3 separate regions of the Homo sapiens genome follow, and regions 1 and 2 are each linked to region 3. The links are chromatin contacts, found by Hi-C in ENCODE. All regions are on one chromosome and are shown on one strand. Each heading gives the region's core, a stretch centred on a gene start or an enhancer-like site at or near the end of the contact. The rest is flanking DNA. Distances are from core to core; before and after follow the strand shown. Region 1 holds the start of PDCD4 (programmed cell death 4). Region 2 holds the start of ADD3-AS1 (ADD3 antisense RNA 1). Region 3 overlaps ABLIM1 (actin binding LIM protein 1).

Region 1 (5,005 bases), core at 1,191-3,690, 3.7 Mb after region 3:
CAGTTTTTTAGAGTTCCATTACAAAGTCTTTTTCATTCTTGATGAAAGTATAACTTTTGAGAGAATACTTTCTGCAGAACCTAATAAGCGAAATGATTATAATTGATGTTCATAAAGCCCTTTACAATTCAAAAAGAATTGTACATGTATTATTTAATGTACCTTACAGAAAAACCTTCGGGTAGGTATTCCACCTTACACACAACTAAACAGATTCAGAGAGGGTAGGTGATATGTCCAAGGACAGACAGCTGCTTAGTGGAACAGCCAGGATGAGAATCCAGACCTTCCAAATCCAGTACTGTTTGCACAAGTTCAATCCAAAATTTTAATATCCCACAGGAAGATTCTTTTCAAGGGTTAACAGAAGCTTCTTAAAACAGACTTCTGCTGTTCAAACTTTTAAATGCTGTTTTCCAAACACTAAAAATAATTATTTTAAACTATTATACAGAAGGCATTCCGTCAGACAAAACTGTCAGGAAATGACTATCATCTCTTTTATTAAGATAAAAACAAAGTTATCTTAATAAAAAAAATAGTCCTGTGTCTTTAGGCAATGATAACCCGATCAGGAACTCAAGTCATATTTGACAGCAACAAACACGTTTTAAGAGTTTAGATAAGACATGTTCCACGTTTTTACGCTCTTTAAAGTAGTAGGATTTTTTCCAATTTATTTAACAACCCTTAATTGGCCCAAACAAGAAAATATAAAGCAAAAAATCCAAACGCTATTTCCTTCATACTAACCTACAAAAATGAATTTTCGATGAGAAAACTATACATACAAGTTAGAAGAAAATGAAGGCTGACATTAAACACTGTTCTTTTCTCCAGTGTGTTACACGAAATATACAATCAGAAGTATTCAACTGCCAAGACATTCCCTAAGAGACAGACCCTCCACTCCCCCACGAAATATATACATATGTATTTCCTGAAATATACCTCATAAATTGCTCTGGCATTTTGGGGAGTCAAGCTTTGGCCATTTATTAACTAGGATTACTTGTATTCATTCTTCGGCTACGAACGGCTAATTAGCAGCTTAAAACCAGCTAAAAGCATTCTACTACAGTAATGCAAAAGCAAGCACTACAGATAATATTCAAGCGGCATTTATTTTTGCAGTCCTAATATTTTTTCCTTTCACATTAGTACCACAGAAAAAGCCAGTCAATTATAATTCAAATACACTTACTGAGATATTAACGTATTCAATAAGCCTATAATGAAGGAATATTAAGGGCATAAATACCAGTAACTCCTTGCTTAAAAAGCACTTGGTGGTTTCCCAAAAAAGTCACGTTAAGAATATCAAGATTGTAACAATTAAAGTAAAAATACAAGTTAAAAACAGGGGAAACCCTTTTTTCCCCGACACCTAATCGCATTTCTGATCGTTTTCATCATTTGTAGACACTACACAGTTGCTGGCTACGTAGCGAGTTCTCACAAGGGGGAGGGGGGCGAAATTGACGTCTGCAGACAGTTTTGAAGCTCTTGCAAAACCCCATGTACGTTACAGCATCAAACTGACAAATGGAGAAGATGGCATGCGTTTCACAGAAAGGGGGCTCCCTTCCCGGCTTTGTTTTCTCTGGGAGATTTTATTTTACCTAAACTAAAAAAAAGAGACCCTTTGCCGGAAGACGGGCGCGACGAAGTTCGCGCAGGGATGGGGCGGCGGGCACGTGTTCGCCTCCCAGCGCCCCCGGCGAGGATAGCGCGCGGCCCCTCCCCACAGCGGCCGGGCCTGTTCTCCCGCAGCGGGCTCAGGCTAGGACCCCCGAAGTCCCAGCCCGGGTCGGCCCCCGGAAGGGGCTGGGCCGGGGCCGAGGCCGGGGCTCCGGGTTCACGAAGGACAGGGGGCCGCATCTTCAGAGGATTCCCAGGGAGGGCAGGGGGCGGGGAGGGCGCGAATCTTCCTCACAGGATTTCAGTCCAGCCGGAAACACGCCTTCCAATCCCGGCCCCCGAATTCAACCTCCGCCAGAGGGGGAGGAGGGCTGAGGGGGACCTTCAAGGGCGAGCGCCTCGCGCGCCCCTCTCAGTGGGGAGATGGCTCCGGGAGGGGGCGGGCCCGCGCCGACACGCTCCAGGCTGGGCTCAGAAAGAGGGAACCAGGCCGGATGCCCGCAGTCCGGGGCGTTGGGGAGGGCGCGGCTGGACCTGCGGGGCTACAAGAAGGCAGCCGGACCCCCGCACCGCAGGCCCGGACCTGACAGGACCGCGACCCCCACGCCTCCGCCCCCGCCCCCTCCCATCTTGCGGCTGCCTCCGAGGAGGGATGGGGGAGAGGGCGCAGTCTTCCCGAGCGTGTGAGCCGCGCCTACTGGTACTGACCCCTCGGGCCCCCGCCGCTGCTCGCCCAGGTTCCTGGTCAGCCGGCCCCGACCCCGCTCTTCTGTCTCTGCCGCCGCCTCGGAGAGTCTCTGGCCCTTCTCGCTCTGTTTGTTTTTGTTTTCTTCTACCCAGTAACACGGGGGCGAGAGGGCGGCGCTTATTGGCCGAGGCCGGGTGGTCGGCTGGCCAATCGTGGCGGCGGAGCCGGAGCTGAGGAGGAAAAGGGAGAGGAGTGAAACGTGGAAAGTTGGGGAGGGGCGCGGGAGGGCGCATGCGCATGTGGCTCCTGGGACTGGCTGGAGCGGGAGTTGAGCGGGAAGTCGGGGTGGGGGTATGTTGGGAGGCGTGGCGGGATGGGAGCGTTGGGAAAAGGGCAGTGCTGGGGGATGGGGACGAGGATGAAGCTTCCTCGACCCAGCTCACCCATTCTCCTCACAGGGCGTTCTGCAAACTCGGCTGAAGCAAAGGTTTTGAGCTTCCTGATGGTCCCTGCCTCCATTTCTAGAAACTGCTTAGGCGAACACTCCAAGTGATCAGCCTGTCCGATTCCTCCTCCCTCTGGCCGCTGCTTTCTCTGTGGCTTCCAGTTTCTGGAGATCCCATGCTAAGAAGTTTCTCTCAGCGAATCCCCTCAAACCTTTGAGATGGAAATAATTCCCATTTCACAGATATAAAGCAGGCTCCAAAACTCTTTGAAGTTCCTTTGCTAATCATGACTAGCCAAGCCTCTGGCGTTCAAACGCACAAATTCCGGCCTCCAGTGCTGGGGTTCTCAGCCATGGCTACAATTTCTGTATTGAAACTTCCACCTCCCCTCGCTGTTCTCTGTGACTTTTCCTCTTGGCTGCATTGGTTTTGGCTGGTACTATCCTTACTCTTTCAAGGTCACGGTCCCCTGAGGGTGATAACCAGAACCTTAGGCTTCCTTTGTGTTCCCAGGCGGGGACTTAGCCACTGCCTCTGATCAGATTTTTCAGTTGTCTGATGGGCAGCACCGAATGATTGCTTGTGCTCTCCAGAACCCAACTGCCTCATCCCGCACAGGCCAGCGCTTTCCCTTGGCTGCCCAGTCACCCTGCCTGGGAATCATCTCTAATGCTACTATTTCTCTGCACACACACGCACACACACACACACAAACCTTCACTGGCTTCCCATTGCCTCTCTTGAGTGTCAGCGCCTCGGTCGGTCATTCAAGGCTCCGTGATGTGACTTCAAGACTTTCAGGCTGTGTCTCCACACATCTCCCCATATGCTTCCTCACCCCCTGGTAGTTCTTTATATATCACCTTGAAATGTCTCTCTTCTCATCTCCTATCTCCGCCTGATGCAATCCTTCTGTGCCTCATGGCCCTTCCTGGTAGTTTTTTATTTTGTTGTTGTTGTTGTTTTATTTAATTGAGGCAGGGGCTTGCCCTTTAGCCCAGGAGAATGCAGTGGCATGATCACAGCTCACTGCTGCCTCGACCTCCGTCAGCCTCCCTAGCTCAACGATCCTCTCACCTCAGCCTCCTGAGTAACTGGGACTACAGGCACAGCTCACTATGCCCAGCTAATTTTTGTATTTTCTGTACACACAGGGTTTCATCATGTTGTCCAGGCTGGTCTTGAACTCCTGGGCTCAAGCAATCAGCCCACCTCTGCCTCCCAAAGCGTTGAGATTACAAGCGTGAGCCACCATTCCTGGACCCTCGTAGTTTTTCTGGAGCCTCGTGATTTGATATGATCTTCCTGCCGCTGATTCCTCACAGTGTTGGCTTGCCACACCTCCAGGGGCACTGATCACATTCTACCTGGCATTATTTCATCTGAGTCCCTGTCCTAGCCCTTCTGCCCATTAGACTGTAACCTTGTTTAGGGAAAGACCTGTGTCTTACTCATCTGTGATTTTGTTGTTGTTGTTGTTTTGAGACAGGGTCTTGCCCTGTTGCCCAGGCTGGAGAGCAGTGGTGCAATCTTGGCTCACTGCAGCCTCAACCTGTTGGGGTCAAGCCATCCTCCCACCTCAGCTTTCCAAGTAGCTGAGACTACAGGCCTGTGCCACCACACCCAGCTAGTTTTTTGTATTTTTAGTAGAGATGGGGTTTTGCCATGTTGCCCAGGCTTCTCTTGAACTCCTGAGCTCAAGGGATCTGCCTGCCTCGGCCTCCCAAAGTGCTGGGATTACAGGCGTGAGCCACTGTGCCTGACCCACTCACCTGTCATTGTAGTACTTAAGATGCCTTGTTCATTTATTGTGCCTGTGCAATAAATACACCTTGATTTGAGTTTACAAAGATTCTCAGCAGTTGGTGGTCATCCTCATCTCCTGGGCGGGGGCCTCCTGGTGTGGCCAGTATCTGAATTAGTCTCATAACTCATGTTCACTTTTTAAAATCGGAGCTTCCCAGACCTCAGTTTTGTTTTGTTATTTTCCATTATCTGCAGCTGTCTCCTTTCCCCTCTCTCACCTATACTCTACTGATCAGTGACTGCTGGCTCCTTTGTTACCCATCCTTCTCTTTCTCCACATTTTTTCTCTTCTCATCCCTTTCAGTTCTGGACTGTTTCCTTCTTCCTCCCTGTCTTTCATTTAGTCATTCATTGAATGTACTTACTAAGCACATATAGCATAATCAGGCTGTGTTGGGTAGGCATCCCGAGTTCTATGAGATAA
Region 2 (4,778 bases), core at 1,453-3,952, 4.5 Mb after region 3:
CTTTAGTATCTTTAGTAATTAGAAAGATAGCACACTCTAGCACAAACTCTAGCACCCTAAACATATGTTGTGTATCAAAAGAGAATACCCTTTCAATGTCAAAAGGTGACTGTATTTAATGCGGATTAACCACCACTCCTTAGATTTAAGCATAACTTGGTGGTATTAATACCAGAGGATGTGGTTAAACAAGACATGTGCACCTGATAGTCGTGGGAATACTATGAAGACCTCTCACTGGTTTGCAGTAATTACCATGAGCTCAATAGCAACAAGGGGCAGTGGTTACATGGGCTCACTCTTGGGCCAGACTCTGGCTTCAGAACCAACCTGTGTCACCTTGGGAAGATACTTAACCTCTCCATGCCTCTGTTTAGCCACTGGGTTGTTGGAAGGACTAAGTAAATTAAATCATATAAAACTCTTAGTGCCTGGCACAGAGGTTAGGCAAATAAATATTGGCTATTACAAATATTTGCTGAGTCTTCACATGCTGGGTAGCATGACCTAACAGCCTTCAAAAAGATATGTCACTTTACATACTGATAATGATAAACACAAAAAGCACTGAATACAAACCCCATTCTAAGCACTTTACATATAACAACTCGGTTAAGCTAAAGTTCTGATGTGACTGTTCCCCAACACGCTACACAGTTTGTTCAGAGCCAGGTTTCTATGCTTTTATGTGATTTCTTCCCTCAAACACTTCTTATACTCTGATGACATGCATACATGCCACCCAGTACTGCTAACCAACTGCTTTGAAATGGGAGAGATTAACCAGCTAACCACCTGTAGGCTTACATGTGACAAAAGCACTCAGACATGATAGGCCTACTTCAGGAAGCCTCAAAACCTCAGAAGTTGGGCACCACCCTGTATCTAGGTTTTAGGATTGTGTGTAGGAGTTGGGCTGTTGCTGATGTTATGTTCTCTTGGTCTCAAAAGACATTCTGGTTTTACAAAGGCCAGATCTACACTTTAAACATAATTAGGCAGAATTCACATTCATGCCAGCATAATATTGAAGAAAGGGGTGAGACAGCAAAGTGTGTAATTTTCTCCCTTTCAGTCAATGCTTGAAACTTACATTACGAAAATACTATCCTTCTATCATGCAAAATATTTCCCAAGTGTCATATGATCAACTATGTCAAATGTTCACCAAACATTTCCTGATATCATATATGTAAAATGTAGCAATACATTGAATGTCTCATAACCAACTATCTCAAGAACTCCTTCAAATTATGTTTAACATTCAAAATAGATACACCCGTTTCTTCTTTAAAAACTATTACCAACATGCCAGCACTTCTGGGCACCTTAAGTGTTATCACAGACTGAACTCTTCAGAAAGATGAAGAGTTAAATGTAGCTGCCTTTATTTTATCCTGGTCCTCCTTCCATAAAGTTAATCTGCTCCATTTAAGCAAAGGAAAATAAGTTATAATGCAAGTACAATATAATGGAGACTTCGATATAAAAACTTTCTACAAATGCTCCATTTATAATGTTCCAGTTATTTATAGGGTTAAGTAACTTAACCCTATAAATGGGTTGGTCCCATAACTTAATTACACAAATATTTTTAACAGTCAAGTATTTAACTTGAAAACGACAAATTGCACTGTACTCTTATTTTTTCAATCTTTAAAAACACTCTCACTAGGAGTCTTCTAAAGCCAAAATTAGGAACGTACCCTGCACTATGTAGTCAGAAGCCATTCCAAGAAAAGCAACCATTTAATACTGCTAAATCTAAAATGCTACATAATTTAACGTAAACTTGCACGCACGTGTATGTAGCTAGTCCCATACCCCAGAATCTTATCAATTCCTTCCCCAAACTTGCATATAATCCTCCCTCAAAGCCTCTTGGCTAAGTTAAATTCCTTAACACTCTACCAGGTTAATTGCAACAGCACATGTGCCAAGGAAATTAGTGGTTTTCCTTGCGCTCCCATTTTCAACCGGCACCTACTTGCAATTAAATCTCTGCAACAAAAAAGTTCACCTGAAGCCGTTCTTGCCATTTTAAAAGAGGCCCAGATTATGCTACCTGTCTGTGGTCTTGCCTAAGCTATAATAGCCTACCTCCAAAGAGGCTGGACGTGCCCCAAACACCAGCACACCAGACCTGCTGCCAACTTCGCTTGTCACCCCTAGCAGGAAGCTCAACCTAACATGTATACGTTTGTAGGGGCGGTGTGTTTGTGTGTGTCTGTGTTGGGGGGTGGGGAAGCGGATTATAGGAGAAAGGTGACTGAACACTTTCAACTTGTAACAAAAAAAATTTTTTTTAAATGAGGAGAAAAACAACTAAAACCAACATTCGCTCCCTTTCCTCCACCTTTTCTAAGCGCAGGAACCTCTCACTCCCCTGGAGCGCACCTTCAGGGCTTAAGGTCCCCGGGGTCACCTAAGCTTCAGCCAGTAACTGATTTTGGTACTCCCCGCCTTCCTAGGGAAAACCAGCAGACGCGCGAAGCGTCGGGCCCACCCGGCGGCGCCGCAGGCCGTGCACCGCCACCCCCGGACCCTCCCCCGCAGGTACGCTCCCCTCTGGCCTGGCCGTGGTCCCCACTCCCGCCCCGGAAAAGGGTTCACCTGAGGCCGCAGGGACAGCCAATGAGAAGTCCCCTTGGCCCCGCCAGCCGCCGCTCCCTACCCCCGCGCGACCCCCAGTAGCGTCCCCAGTGCTAGCCCCCGCGCGGGTGCCCGCGTCCCGGCCCGGAAGAGAGGCGGGACGACGGCGCGTCCTCTCCCCGCAAGATTACCTCGCAGCGCGTAGCCGGCTTTGTGTTTCCCCTCCCTCCTTCTCGGCAGCCGCCCGGGCTGCAGCAGCCGCCGGATCCGCCGCTGCGGCCGCCTCTTAAGCGCCGCAGAGCCCCAGAGGGTAGGGCGGGAGAAGGGGAGGGGGCTTGAGGAGGGAGGGACCTGTACGCCGAGCCCTGTGCAGCAGGAAGCGGCGACACCTGGGATGCCGACGCCTCTGGCGCTTGCTCTGTGTTTTAAAAAATCTAATTTAAACCCCTCTTCTTTCCCTCCCGCCCCTCACACTGGCGACCGTTACGGGCTGGCGGCTCGCGCTCTGGCGGGACTAGCCGAGCGCCCCTCGAGCGTCCCTTGGTCCCGCCCCCTAACGCCCCGCCCCTAGGTCCCCAAGCGCCCCCCCCGGTCACGCCCCCAAGGTCCGCCCCTCGCAGCCCCCTACGCCTCTGGCCCCGCCTCTTGGGCTCCGAAGCCTCCCGGCCCCGCCTCCTCAAGACCTCGCCTCTGGCAGCCCCGAGCTCTCTCTGGCCCCGCCCCGAGCGCCCCTCGGGAGTCCTGGTCCCGCCCCCGCAGCCCCCTCCGCGCCCTCAAGCTCTAAGTCCGTGAAGCCGCAGCGGTGGGGGCCTGCAGGCCCGGCAGCCGGGAGGGCCTGGTTCGGGGCGGCTGCCTGGCGCCTTTTCAACGTCCTCTTCTGACTGTGCAGCTCGAATCCGCGGCGTCCCCGGAGGGCCAGAGGGGGAAACGACCCCGATAGAAACCCGACCGCGAAGGGGAGGAGGGGCGCCTCGGAAATGTCTCCCGCCCTAAATGAGCGAGCCCCCTACTCCTACTCCCGAGGCTGAGCCGCCGCTTTGAGTCAGCCTCGGCCGCCCACGCTGGCTGCTGGGGCTGTAGGAGGCCACTGCAAAGGTTCAACCTCCGCACGCCCCCCGTGGGGCCTGGACTTTGCTCTCAGCACAGCTGCCTTCGCGGGCGCCTAGTCCCCACAACCCCTGCTTCACCTCCACATAGGGGGAGGACAGGGGCTCTCGCTTCTGCTTCATTTGGACCCCTCGAGAGTCTTCACTCCCGCTTTGGCTCCCGGCCTCTGAACCTTATGAGAGCTCACTTCTTTGAGGCGAAAAGTCGAGGCATCGCCAAGAACCTTCAAAATGAATGCGGGGCCGGGCAAACTTTGCAACACGCAATTGCAGGGCTGTGGATCCATCCACAGGTGACACCGGGCCTCCCACCCCCCTCGCCCAGACATGTTTCTCATCCCAACCTATTCTTGAAATAGACCTCCCAGCGGTGCACACTTTTCTCTGCCACCCACGACTTCCACGTCCCTCCTGCACCAGTACACTTGCAAGCACACCCCTCCGAGCGCCATTCTAATGATTCATGGTCCCTTGGGCCAACCCCACCCTAACACACACAACAAACTTCGTTCCCCACCCTTATCCCCCTTCGTTTCCAAGGCACTGGCGACAATCCACTTCATTTCCTTTCCTCATCTGCAGACTCGTCCCCCTCAAATACCTCACGCCATCCGCCTCATCTTCATCCCCCCCCTCCTCCCTAAAAATGTGCTAATTAAAATGTAGTTTCCTCTTCCCACATATGAAGTGTGGAAAATGAATCTTGTCTTGACACAAACTGTGATGCATTTATCGTTTTCTCTCTCCACTGGACTAAGGCTGTAGAAATTTTAGTCTACCACCATCTCCCATTTGCTCAAAAAATCCAACCATGCCTTATTATTTTTAAATACTCTTAACGAATCGTGGGGAAGGCTGCCTAGTTTGAGGAAGAAAATTGTTTAGAAAATGCTCAGCCTGACATTTTATTTGGTATTTAAAAATATCTGCAGTATTTGAGAGAGATATTGGGAGTGGCTGGATATTTTCTTGCATTTAAAAAGCAAAAAAATGAAAAGCTTTGCATGCATCAAGGTTAGCCTTTTTATGAATAGCAAAAAAAGTATCCTAAGGGCACCTATCAGAATATAGTCCTCACTA
Region 3 (4,360 bases), core at 309-2,808:
GGGCCTGACGCCATTTCCCTTGGGATTCCTGAGTTTGATCTCTTGTGGAGGACTGAAATAAACCTGTTGAGTTGGGGCAACTTGGAAATTTCCTTCTCCTCCTCCTTCTTCTTTCTCTTTCTTTTTTCTTCTTCTTCCTCCTTCCTCCTCCTCCTCGTCCTCCTCCCTTCTCTTCCCTCCTCCTCCCTTCTCCCTCCTCCTTCTTCCTTTCTTCCTTCTAATTTCTTCTTTCTTCCTTCTTCTTTCATCTTTCTTCCTTCTTCATCATCATCTTCTTCTTTTCTTTTTTTTTTTTCTTTTTTCTTTCTTTCTTTTTTTTTTTTAGAGACAAGGTTTTGCTCTGTTGCCCAGGCTGGAGTGCAGTGGTACAATCATACCTCACTGCAACTTTGAACTCCTGGGCTCAAGCTATCTTTCTGCACAGCCCCCTGAGTAGCTGGGACTACAGGTGCATGCCATCACACCCAACTGATTTTGTTATTTTTTGTAAAGAACGGGAGTCTCACTCTATTGTCCAGGCTGGTCTCTAACTCCTGGCCTCAGGCAATCCTCCTGCCTCAGCCTCCCAAAGTGCTGAGATTACAGGCATGAGCAACCAAGCCTGGCCCTCATAAAAAGAAACAATAGAACATCAGAATGATTTCCCAGATGTCCAGCTGTACAAAGAGAGACGAGAAAATACTGAACGTGGTCCCCACATTTGTGACAGCCGTGTTTGCAGTCTTCTTAGTCCACATGTGGAGCTGTGTTCCCCCAAAACATGCTGGGGAGGGAAAAGGGCTCTGTGTGTGTGTGTGTCTGAGTGTGTGAGTGTGTGTGTGTGTGTGTGTGTGTTGATTCCCTTCAGATTTAGCTCAACAGCTGTGGGGAAGAAAATCTAAAATAAAGCTAGATCCAAGAACATGCCATTTGGAAGAAACATGTGCTTACTCTGTTTTCTGCTTCAAGACCTGAGTCATTTGGCATTCACTGTGGCTGCAGAGACCTCTTCTCAAATTGGCTTCAGGTTTCTGTGAAGGCCGTTTTGTGAGGCCTAAGACTTGGAGACTTTCCATGCGGGGCTTTCAGAGTTGAGGCGTCTGGGAGTAGTTTGCACCATGTTCAGCCTCCACCCAGCAGACGTAGTCCTTAGATGGGCGTGTGAGCTAGAAAAACGTCCTGCAGGGTTATCACACTGACGTGTGACAGCTTGTGAGTCGGTTTGGCTTGGTTACCAACACAAAGCAGGACGGTCTCCACACACTCCTCCCTCGGCCTCTCATGCTTGGGTCTTGGTGGTGGTGAAATATTGTGATGGTGGATTTGTTGTAAATACTGTGAACCTTGGGGTTTTGTGGGTTTTTTATATTTATTTTATCCACAGATGAATTTATTTTATCCCTTTACAAATGTATTAGTTTTCTGTGTCAGCTGTAGCAGTGGTGGCTTAAAGCAACAAGCTTAAACAGTTCTTGAGGTTCTTGAGGTTAGTTCTTAAACTGAGTTCTGTCAGTTCTTGAGGTTAGACGTCTGAAAGCAAGGTGCAGGCAAGGCAATGCTGTCTCTGAAGGCTCTAGTGAAGGGCCTTTCCTCGCCTCTCCCAGTTTCCGATGGCTCTGTGTGTTGCTTGACTTGTGGCAGCCTCCCAATCTCTGGCTTTGTCTTCACATCGCCTTTTGCGTGTTGTCTCCTTTTCTCTGTTACAGTTCCCTCTGCCTCTTTCCTGTAAAGCCACTTGTCATTGGATTCAGGGCCCACCCAGATAATCCAAGATGACCTCACCATCTCAAGATCCTTTGCTTAATTACATCTGCAAAGACTCTTCTCCCAAATAAGCTAGCATTCACAGGTTCCAGGGAATTGATAGGGAGTCTCTTTTGGTGATGATCGGGTCACCATTCAAGCTGCTTGAGTAAGCCTGGGAAATCATGCACGTATCATCCCAGCGAGGCCTGCAGACCCTGTGTGGTTTTAATTTAACACTCACTGAGCCCTAAGAGGACCCTAAGGCCTCTCTAGGTGTGGTGTCACCAGAGATGCCACCAGACACCTGAGGGACCTTTGAGAAAGAGAAAGGTCACTGGACAATGATAGAGAAGAGACGCTCCAGGTCTGGCTGTGTCACTCATTCCTGAGTGACTTGGGGCAGGTTGTTCAGCCTCTTGGGGCTGTCTTCATTTCCCAGGTAAAGGGACTAGCATGTAACCTCCAGCAGCCCTCGAGTTCTCTCTGTCTCTGTCATTCCTTAATCCTTGTAAGCCCTGAAAATCACATCAGCTTGAACGGGTGGGGAGACGGGCCCGAGCACCAGCGGCTCAGTTGAAAAGGCTCTGGGTGGCAGCCAATCTGAATCTGTACTCACCAGCTGGGGCCCCTTGGGCAAGGCTTGCCACTTCTTTGAGCCTCAGTTTTCTTTTCTTTAAGTGCAAGAATTGAAAATATACGTGTAATTCCAAGACTTGGGCTGCTAGACCTCCCGGAGTCCCTTCGGCTCTAAGGATCTGAGTTCTAGAATTCTCATGTCTTGGCTGTAAGGGATCAGACAGAACCAATGGTTCTTTTTTTCTGGAAACCAGCACGTAACACTCAGCATAGAGCATACACTCAAATTGTAGCTTGATTTCTCATCACTTGTTTTCAGTTTTGTTTTCGACAGCAAGATTCTCTTTTTAGGGGGATCTTGCTATAAATGGTACATCTTCAAATGCTTCTGCTGATTAACTTATAAATTTAGGAGAGTTCTGAAGATATTTACAACCTGCCTCCTAATTAAGAAGTGCAGGGGCAAATTAGTGTGAGATACTCCAGTTTGCTCTCTCCGTCTTTTCTCCAAACTTCTCCCGCTTCCTTCTCCCCTCCTCCTCCCCCTTCCCCTGCCCCCACCTTCTTTCTGCCTAACAGCCTAATGGTAACAGGAAGCTGGAAGAGACTTCAGACCTAGGTCACTAATGTCATGGGGGAGTGGGGCATCTCTTTGGAATGCATTTCTTCCCATCTTTGGTAGATAGCCCTAGGACAGCTCTCACTCCAGCAGACATCCTTTCCAGGGTACAGGTGGTTACCTGCTAGCCTCATAAAGAAAAGAAACAGCAACAAAATGGTTGTTATTATCAACAGCAACAGCTAGTTTCAAAATGAAGGCAGCTCATGGTGGGTGTAATCAAGTAAGGACTCCCAAATTTATAAGGGGGTTAGTCTCATATCTCCAACCCTAAATTTAAGTAAGACAGCAACTGAGTTTCTTGGTCTCTGTTTACAAAGGTATAACCATCTCTAGGCACATAGCTAAAAGTAGATTGTTTTTGATGGTGCTTTCTTAAGATATGGAATCTTCTCTGGAACACCACACTCTTAATGTAATACTTCCTATACCTCTTTTTTGTTGTTGTTGTTGTTTGAGACAGAGTCTTGCTTTGTTGCCCAGGCTGGAGTGCAGTGGTATGATCTCAGCTCACTGCACCCCCCACCTCCTGGGTTCAAGTGATTCGCCTGTCTCACCCTCCTAAGTAGCTGGTATTACAGGTGCACGCCACCATGCCCAGTTAATTTTTGTATTTTTAGTAGAGATGGGGTTTCACCACGTTGGCCAGGCTGGTCCTGAACTCCTGACCTCAGGTGATCTGCCCGCCTTGGCCTCCCAAAGTGCTGGGATTATAGGCGTGAGCCACTGCGCCCAGCCCCATACCTCTTTGGATTAGATAGAGGTTGAATCTATTCTTGACAAGTGTTTGGAAAAAAAAGCAAAAGTCAAACTGAAAACAGAAGCCTGGAGGGTAAAGGAAAAGGTTTTGTCCCATGTGTTCTTCCCCTAGTCTTGGGCTGTTTTACCAACAGACTAAGGAAGGGTGGGCTTGACTTTCTCTTGGCCTCTCAAGCTGTCTTATGCAATTCCTATGCCCCCAGGGGCTACCTGTGTGCATGGAGCACTGCACTGGTTCACTCAGGACAAAGGCGCTCGGCCCTCGTCCCACACTGCAGAGTGGTACTTCCCTGAGCAGGCACCTGCCAGGCTGCACGGGAGCATTCTTTTGTTCTCCTCCCTGAAAGGAAAGTTGTCTTATGTGCATTCTGACCACAGAGGGAGAGGGCGGGGCTCTGAGTCCCACGATTTCCCTTTCCTCACATCACCGCACCCAGAAATCAGTTGGCCTGGGTTCATCTAGTCTTTCTGGGCGGGCTGGTGGCACCTGTCCTTGTGTCTCGTGGTATTTACTGTGCTACCTGTGCTCTCTGGGAACGTGCAGTGATGTCTGTGACAGCCTGTACACCCACCACATAAGAAAGAGCCTCAGATGGAGCCGAGGGAAGTCCTCTAGACCCTGGAATGCCTGTCCATTCTGCCCTACGAGGCCACCCTCCCCTGTCTTTATCTGTTAACTTG

What was found. Hi-C counts contacts between places; a loop is a spot of excess contacts on that map. Pooled maps may share reads with other maps.
Region 1: a loop to region 3 is called in a pooled map, with 2.1 times the contacts of the local background. The contact joins the promoter of PDCD4 here to the enhancer-like site in region 3. A Hi-C loop is called at or near these places in 5 of 50 pooled maps.
Region 2: a map of OCI-LY7 shows a loop between it and region 3 (12-fold over the local background). The contact joins the promoter of ADD3-AS1 here to the enhancer-like site in region 3. A Hi-C loop is called at or near these places in 2 of 168 maps with a recorded cell type or tissue (OCI-LY7 and naive thymus-derived CD4-positive, alpha-beta T cell) and 5 of 50 pooled maps.

The regions. Positions count from the first base shown.
Region 1 is chr10:110,869,363-110,874,367 of GRCh38, reverse strand. It overlaps PDCD4 (programmed cell death 4), which reads right to left and starts at 2,440. Exons shown (of 12, transcript NM_014456.5): 1 at 2,350-2,440. It overlaps PDCD4-AS1 (PDCD4 antisense RNA 1), which reads left to right and starts at 3,464. Exons shown (of 1, transcript NR_026932.1): 1 at 3,464-5,005. RefSeq lists silencers at 1,688-1,887, 2,098-2,247, 2,278-2,327 and an enhancer at 3,332-3,942.
Region 2 is chr10:110,006,305-110,011,082 of GRCh38, reverse strand. ADD3-AS1 (ADD3 antisense RNA 1) reads left to right here and starts at 2,702. Exons shown (of 5, transcript NR_038943.1): 1 at 2,702-2,902. It overlaps ADD3 (adducin 3), which reads right to left and starts at 3,099. Exons shown (of 15, transcript NM_016824.5): 1 at 2,784-3,099. RefSeq lists silencers at 2,367-2,776, 3,087-3,516 and enhancers at 3,345-3,898, 3,899-4,454.
Region 3 is chr10:114,538,374-114,542,733 of GRCh38, reverse strand. The region is part of intron 6 of ABLIM1 (actin binding LIM protein 1); the gene reads left to right. Among named protein-coding and RNA genes, the nearest start is that of ABLIM1, 120 kb to the left of the region's middle. RefSeq lists enhancers at 1,002-1,181, 1,532-1,581. Within about 2 kb of position 1,558, at least 18 of the 41 ENCODE cell types and tissues checked have a DNase peak (open chromatin) inside an H3K27ac peak, as active enhancers do; they include OCI-LY7, where a contact is called at or near this core.